2 separate regions of the Mus musculus genome follow, and region 2 is linked to region 1. Evidence: chromatin contacts called from ENCODE Hi-C or POLR2A ChIA-PET data. All regions are on one chromosome and are shown on one strand. The core of a region is the stretch at or near the end of the contact, and the rest is flanking DNA. Distances in the headings are between cores, read along the strand shown.

Region 1 (3,825 bases), core at 859-3,358:
AATCATACAAATAATTTTCTATAATATCCCAGGGCAAACCGGTGAAATTTGGCAGACCGATTAGCGGAGGGGTCCCCTTCAGAGACCCGTGGGCCGGTGGCATCGGCTCGGAGTGCCCAGGTTTCACAGTGCAGCTTGTGGCTCGGGTCCATCTTACAGGTGGCTCTTCCTCCAAATCACGAGGGGGTGGGGTGGGGTGGGATGGGGAAGTCTTCCTAGGCTTTTAGGAGATTTCACTCCTCTTTTCCTGTTCAGTGGTCTCTTTGGTCGGCAGGGTGTTCTCCTGCGTCTCGGTTTTCTTCAGCTTGCCCTTATTGAAGCTGGCGATTTCCCCTATGTCCGGCTTGTCTGCCATTTTCTTACAACTCGTGGATTCTCCTTCCAAGCTTGCGCTCCAGGTGCTCCCACTCTCGTTGCTGCAGCAAGAGACCTTATTTTGTTTTTCGAGACAGGGTTTCTCTGTGTAGCCCTGGCTGTCCTAGAACTCACTCTGTAGACCAGGCTGGCCTCGAACTCAGAAATCCGCCTGCCTCTGCCTCCCGAGTGCTGGGATTAAAGGTAGGCGCCACCACGCCCAGCTTTTTTTTTTTTAGATAGGATCTCACTCTATAGCTGTACGCTGGCCTCAGATTTATGATGCTCTTCCTGCCTCAGTCTCCCAATTTTCTGGGATTGTAGGAGTGGGCCACTATGCTCTGCTCACTACATGATTTCAGAGGTTGAGTAGACCTGAACTGAAGACCAGACAAGGGAGCCCTCCCTCGACATCTTGGGGCCAGGGAAGTTGAAGCCATAGGATCAGAGGAAATGTGGCAAGAAAAAAGGCCAACATGGACACAGAACTTAAATAAAAACAGACAGAGGAAGTAAGACAGATATATACCTGGGGGAGAGGAGGGATTGCCACAAAATGTAGGAGATTTTCAAGAATGGGGGAGGATGAGTGTGTAGGGTTAAAGGTAGCCAGTAGAAGTTCATAGCTAGCCTTATGGAGGAAGGAAAGGGGAGCCATCTCGGGATGTTAACTGTTAAAGACAACAGGTGGTGGTGAAGATGGCTGAGACCAAGAGCACAGGGCTGAGGGGCAGACAGGCACTGACACTGCTACCCTTTAATACAGTTCCTCCTGTTGTGATCCCCAACCATAATTACTTCGTTGCTACTTCATAACTGTAATTTTGCTAGTTATGAATTGTAAGTAAACGTCTGATATGCAGGATATCTCATTTGTGACCCCTGTGTAACGGTTTGATTCCCAAAGGGCTTACGACTCACAGGTTGAGAGCCAGCCACTGCCTTAAAGTCGTCTAGAATCAGTTTTCTTTCTTTTTTGACAGACAAGATGTTTAATTCCGTTGTACTGAAGGAAAGCCATTTTATGTATTTTTCTTAAGTGCTCTATCAGTAATGACAATTCTGAAAGCCCCTGTGTTATATTTTAACAACACAGTCACCTCCGGTTCTGTATTCACTGTCCGTGTTGTGACTCCCACAGTATAAATTCCTCCAGTTGATCTTCATGAATTCTTATATTTGATCCCCCCCCCCCTTAGGCCTCTGAATTCCGAGTGAGTCCGAGTTAAAAATGGGAGGAGCACCCTCTAGCTGATAAACCTGGGTAATGAGGTGTCCGCTTTCAGTTTCCATTCTGTACGCGACTATACTGCTTGTGTGAGCCCTAACAGACAGAATCAGCTCAGAACAAAGGGTCTGGCTATCTCCCAGGGATGAACACGCACGCCGACTGAGCTTTTGGGGTGTTGAAAAGTCAACGCCTTCGCACAGAACTCTCCACCCCAACCTAGAAATAACTGGCGTTCTGTTTTATGTCAGTCCGGACACGCAAGCACTGCTCCTTTTGCGGGCCCCGTAAGCATCCCCCCAGGCGGGATAGGGATCCCCGGCCTATGGACTGCGCTTTCTCAGCTGGCATCCAGCTGCCTTGGCACCCAGTCCGGGGCCACTCTGCCTACAGACCCTAGCAACCACTCACCTGCTTTTCTTTCCCTATAGGCCAGAAATTTTTCCTTTCTTTTCTCATTGGTCCGCGTAACTTTATCGCAACCAATCGGCGGTAGCCACGGGAACAAACTCACTCCTACACAACCTGCGTTGGGGGGAGGTAACCTGGGAAGACCTATATCTGTTTTCTGCACCGCTATTTTTTTCCGAGAAGCACTTAACTTCTTACCGTGTCGTAGCTATCCCTGGAATGAGGCGCTTACACATTTTATTTCTTTCATGCCTGACATAAAGTCTGGCCCTTGCTCGCTCCTGCCCCCCGTCCAAATGGCTCGGCCCGCGGAACGCCCCATCTTCCAGGCACATTGAGAGCCGGAGTCTTGGAGGAGTTTAGGGTGGTGATTCTACAACGGCGACTAGCAAGTGGCGGGCTTCAGCCCTTTCCCGCTGCTCTCCTGGTCGCGACCACACGTCACAGCTCTCGCTCGTTCCGGTTGCTCGCGCACGGGCCCCAGAAGCGCAGGCGAGATCGGAGCGCGCAAAGAGAACTTGGTACGGTCCACTCCGCCGCGCCCCGCGCCGCCGGAAGTGAGGTGTCTTACCCCCGAAGTTCCGGTTCGCAGGGGGTGGGGAGTGTTGTTAACCGGAGCGGCTGCCGCAGTCGCGGTGATTGAGCGTGCTCGCGGCGCTGGGCTCCTGGTGAGTGGGCCTGGTCCTGATTGGGGTTGGGGGGTCGGCGTCTAGGACCTTGTCCTTTGGGGTCACTGCGATCAGCCCGCCCCGCTGCGTTCGGCCGCCAGTTTTCGGCCTGTCAGATGGCTGGAGACCTTAGGCGGCGGCGCGGCCACCGTTCCAGAGGCCGGGCCCCGCCTGCGAGGTTCGCAACTCCTAGCGTTCACAGGTGCGCGACTGTGAGGCGACCTGACTGGTTCTCAGCCCCGCCGCCGCACCCTGGCGGTCGGCCGTTTCTCCGGTTCTCAGAGTGGACACTGCTGGGGGCGGGGGGGGGGGCAGGGTTCCAGACTGACGTACCCCGATGGGCGCGCGTCTGCGCTGACCACCCTGGCACAGCTGTCACTGGTTGTGTCGCCTTCTCAAGCTGTGCCCTCTGCACCTTGCCTCCTCCACCCCTGGCGGGCCCAGCGAACCTGCCTCTAAAGCCTATCATCCCAGCTCCTTCAGAGGGTCAGCGGTGGCAGCCCCCCTCCTCCTAACTTTGCCTCAGTGACTCCCTAGAGGAGGCGCCTTGGCAGACAGCGTGGAAGAGCCCTAGATTTGAAACGAGATTGATCCAAGTTCTAGGCCTTGCATCAGTGTGAGCCTCTAACCCCTTTGAGTCCTAGTTTCTCGTTTGTGAAACAGGGAGTATATGCTGTTTTGAATCTAATGGCTGTCAAGGTGAAATGAGTGTTTGCCCTTACACTCTGCCAGGGACTGTGCTAGGTTTACATAGTGTGGATATCACAAATGTCATTTTCCTTGTGCAGGTCTCTGGGCCAGGGCGATGTTCCGCACCGCAGTGATGATGGCGGCCAGCCTGGCGCTAACCGGGGCAGTGGTGGCTCATGCCTACTACCTCAAACACCAGTTCTACCCCACTGTAGTGTATTTGACCAAGTCCAGCCCCAGCATGGCAGTGAGTTCAGGGCTCAGGGAAGAAGGAATGCCCGGGGAGGGAAGGAGGGGCAGAAGTGGGGCTACATGTCATAGAAGTAGGAGAGAAATAGCCCTGGGCCGCCTGACTTGGAATTATCTATGACAGTCTTGGGGACCTGTCAGAATGATTAGCCCCAGGCAGGGGAAAGCAGAAAATAACCTCAAACCACGACCTTTCCTCACCCCCAGGTCCTGTACATCCAGGCC
Region 2 (3,825 bases), core at 546-3,045, 60 kb before region 1:
GGATCACCTTGAACTCCTGATCCTCTTGCTTCCACCTCCCAAGTGCTGCGATTGCAGGTGCGAGCCACCATAGCTGTCTCCCTTGGACACCATCCTATCTTATGTCCCTGTGTCCCACTCACCTATGTGACCCCATGTAAACCTGGCACATCATAGATGATTAGTAGGTACTGTTGAGTAACTCTCATGAAATCAATCTGACCCTCTCAGCTCACAGATTAGTCAACTGAAACCCAGACCCAAGAAAGGCCACCACTGCCCACTGCTGCCCTCGGGGTCACAGTCGGCCAACCAGGGTCTTCCAAATCCAGACCCCTGGGTAGGAGGTTTTGAATTGCGGTTTCTGGGTGAGAATTACATAACGCAAAATTTGCAAAGCTGTCCTGTGATGCTGTAATTCTCTTGTTGCATGACCCCAGCCCCTCTGGGTCCCGCCTGGACTGGACTCACCCAGGGAGAGGGAGTTAAGGATGATGCCGGAGAAGGTCATGCCCATCAGGAAGCGGAAGACGCAGTAGGCACTGAAGGAGCCCACATACGCTGTGGCAGCCCCCGAAACTGCCAGCTGCAGGTACGACCACACCAGTGGGGCCTTGCGACCCAACCTGAACCCAAAGAGTGAGGGGCTAGGGAATCCTCACCAAGGAGGCAGAGAGGCCATGTCTGAAACTTCTGCCTTGGTGGGGACACCGAAGCAATCAAAGATGAGATGCCCAGTAAAAGCCACCCCTCTAAACACCACATGCAACCACCAGGCTGATCAGGGATAGAGGGACAAGTGTGATGGAAGATCAGAGACCGAGAGATTTAATCCATGTTGGGGAAAGGTAGAGAGTTTGAAAAGAGATCCATGCCTATAATCCCAGCACTTGGGAAGTACAGGCAGATGGATCAGAAATTCAAAAAAAAAAAAAAAAAAAAAAGAAAAGAAAAGAAAAGAAAAACACTCATATATATATATAGCCATGGTTTCACACGCCTTTAATCCCAGCACTTGGGAGGCAGAGGTAGGTGATCTCTGTGAGTTTGAGGCCAGCCTGGTCTAGAGAGTGAGTGCTAGGACAGTCAGGGCTACACAGAGAAACCCTGCCTTAGAAAAACAAAACAAAACAAAACAAAACAAAACAAAACAAACAACCCCAGACAACGAAAGGAATAAAGAGAGAAGAGACAGAATGTAGGTGAACGCAAGGGCTTTCCCTGGGGGACGAGGCGCTCCCCCAAAGGCTCACCTGTCAGCAAGACCACCAAACAAGGCGGCTCCCACCAACACCCCGGACATGTAGATGGACTGAGCCAGGTCACGAAGGGTGCGGGCCTCACACACCAGGTCCCACTATTGGGGAGAGAGGAGTGCTAAACCTTGTCCTTAGGCTTGGCCTCCTCCCAGCCCCCCAAGCCACCCACCCACCTCTGACCTCCATCACAATGGTAGATGGGAAAATGCTTCGGTCGTAGACCCAACCATCCTTGCAGCCCTCGGTGGCCACCCCATGGGAGGAGGCGTTGGGTTTCAGAAGGGCCCACTGAGGTTCTACATAGCGCCGGCACGGCTCGGGGTCCCCATGCTGGTTCAGGGGTATGGCAGCCCTCAGCCAGACCCCTGAGACATTGGTGGTAGGTTCTGTGTAGTTGGCAGGATGTTGGCAGTGGTGAGGGGGTGCAGCAGCCGTGAAGTTCTGTAGGAAGGTATGGCAAGCCAGCAGCCCACAGGGCAGCAGCAGCAAGGCTGTATAGACAAGCTGGAAGCGACCCACGCCTCCCAGGGCATCCAGCAGGTCTGTGAAGGCCATGGCCAAGGGCCCTACCCCAGGTCGGGCCTGCCCAGGCCTTATGTAAAAAGGCAGGGGAGGGACCTAGAGGTAGAGGATCAGGCCAGGGGTCAGGACCACACAGGCCTTCTCTACAATGCATCTCAGAAGGATCAAGTTACACCTCACAGGAGGCCTAAATGTCCCCACATCTGCAGTGTGTCCCTCCCCCAGGCCCTTTCTCCAGTTCTCTCTCTATCTGTTACCTCTTGAGTTAGCAAAGTCAAGGGTTGGGCGTTAGATAGATAGCTGAGTTAGCAGAGTACTTCAGGACCTTAGAAGCATTAAAGCCCTGCACTTGCTTAAAATCAAGGCCATGGTGGCATGAACTTGTAATCCCAGGAAGAGAGATTCATGGGCCTTGCTGGCCAGACAGCCAAGCCTAACCGTCGAGCCCCAGCTCCCAGTGAGAGATCCTGTCTCCAAAAGACAAGGAGGATGGCTCCTCAGGGATGACACTGGAGATTGGCCTCTGACTTCTGCAAAGTGCCATGGCACTTATGAGTGTGTGTGCACGTGCATGTACACACAAATACATAAATAATTTTAATTTTGTTTTTGGGGGTTTTTTGTTTTTGTTTTTTTGGTTTTTGTTTTTGTTTTTTGTTTTTTTGAGACAGGATCTCACTGCATAGCCCTGACTGTCCTGGAAATTACTGTGTAGACCAGGCTGGCCTCGAACTCACAGAGAACTCCTTGCCTCTGCCTCCTTTCGGTTGTGTGCACCTGGCTCTCAAATTTATTATTTTTTTAAATTAAAAAATAAACCAGTGTCTCTAGCTGCATATGAATCAGAAAATAGCCTAGTCGGCCATCAGTGGAAATAGAGGCCCAATTGGTCTTTCAAACTATATGCCTCAGCACAGGGGAACGACAGGGCCAAGAAGTGGGAGTGGGTGGGTGGGAGACTTTTGGGATAGCATTGGAAATGTAAATGAAATAAATATCACCCCCAAAAAAATCAAATCAAATCAAGGACACATTGTAGAACAGGATATGCCAACTGGTGAAATAAAGTCTTAAGGAGTTAAAATAAATAAATAAATAAACCAAATGAGACACAACAAGCAATACAGAAACAAAACCAAAGAAGTCCAAGTAGGGCAGTCAAGAAGCAGCGTCAGTTTGGGGTCGGGAACTTTCAGGGTATGTTGGCGAATCACCACAGCAAATTAAAGCCACTCTAGAGAGGGGCTGAGGGCTGAGGGCTGAAAGGAGAGGAATCCAGGACACCATGCATACCGCTCCCTCCAGGACCTGCTCCAGTGAGGAGGCCAGTTGACTTGGCTCCGGCCTCCCAGTAAATAGCTCCTGGAAACCATCAGCTCAGGACACTGGTTCTTTCATGATCAGAACTCTCAGTTCCATTTCTACATGCAGCCTTGTGGGCAGTCCCATCGCCCACTCCCTGCTCCCTCAATTTTTCTTTTCTTTTTTTTTCCATTTCTTCTCAAGATAACGTCTACTATAGCCCAGGCTGGCCTGGAACTCCCTATGTATGTATGTATGTATGTATGTATGTATGTGTGTGTGTGTGTATGTATGTATGTATGTATGTATGTAGTCAGATGGTGAACTTTGAACTTTATTTATTTATTTATTTATTTATTTTGGTTTTTCAAGACAGGGTTTCTCTGTATAGCCCTGTCTGTCCTGGAACTCACTTTGTAGACCAGGCTGGCCTCGAACTCAGAAATCCGTCTGCCTCTGCCTCCCGAGTGCTGGGATTAAAGGCGTGCACCACCATGCATGGCTTGAACTTTTTTTTATTTTTCTGAGACAAGAGTTCCTCTGTGTAACTCTGGCTGTCCTGGAACTCATTCTGTAGACCAGGCTGGCCTGGAACTTAGAAATCCGCCTGTCTCTGCCCCCTGAATTCTGAAACTAAAAGGCATGAACCACCACCACCCAGTGGCAAGCCTTCTACCAACCAAATACAGCCCACCTGGCTCCTTCCTCTTATCTCTGGTAAGAGCCACAGAGGCAGAACATTAATGTAAACTGCTGGATTACA

Evidence for each region. Hi-C counts contacts between places; a loop is a spot of excess contacts on that map. ChIA-PET counts read pairs that join two places held with the same protein, here RNA polymerase II (POLR2A).
Region 2: POLR2A ChIA-PET joins it to region 1 with 15 read pairs in Patski. The contact joins the promoter of Slc22a20 here to the promoter of Syvn1 in region 1. A Hi-C loop is called at or near these places in 1 of 37 maps with a recorded cell type or tissue (T-helper 2 cell). POLR2A ChIA-PET finds 5 or more read pairs at or near these places in 2 of 5 experiments (Patski and embryonic stem cell).

Annotation. Positions count from the first base shown.
Region 1 is chr19:6,044,468-6,048,292 of GRCm38, forward strand. It overlaps Syvn1 (synovial apoptosis inhibitor 1, synoviolin), which reads left to right and starts at 2,109. Exons shown (of 16, transcript NM_028769.5): 1 at 2,109-2,661; 2 at 3,450-3,598; 3 at 3,808-3,825. The coding sequence starts at 3,467. It also overlaps the pseudogene Gm8034.
Region 2 is chr19:5,984,348-5,988,172 of GRCm38, forward strand. It overlaps Slc22a20 (solute carrier family 22 (organic anion transporter), member 20), which reads right to left and starts at 1,796. Exons shown (of 10, transcript NM_198650.2): 1 at 1,419-1,796; 2 at 1,233-1,336; 3 at 451-605. The coding sequence starts at 1,793. Gm31719 (a long non-coding RNA gene) reads left to right here. Exons shown (of 4, transcript XR_001782726.2): 4 at 420-750.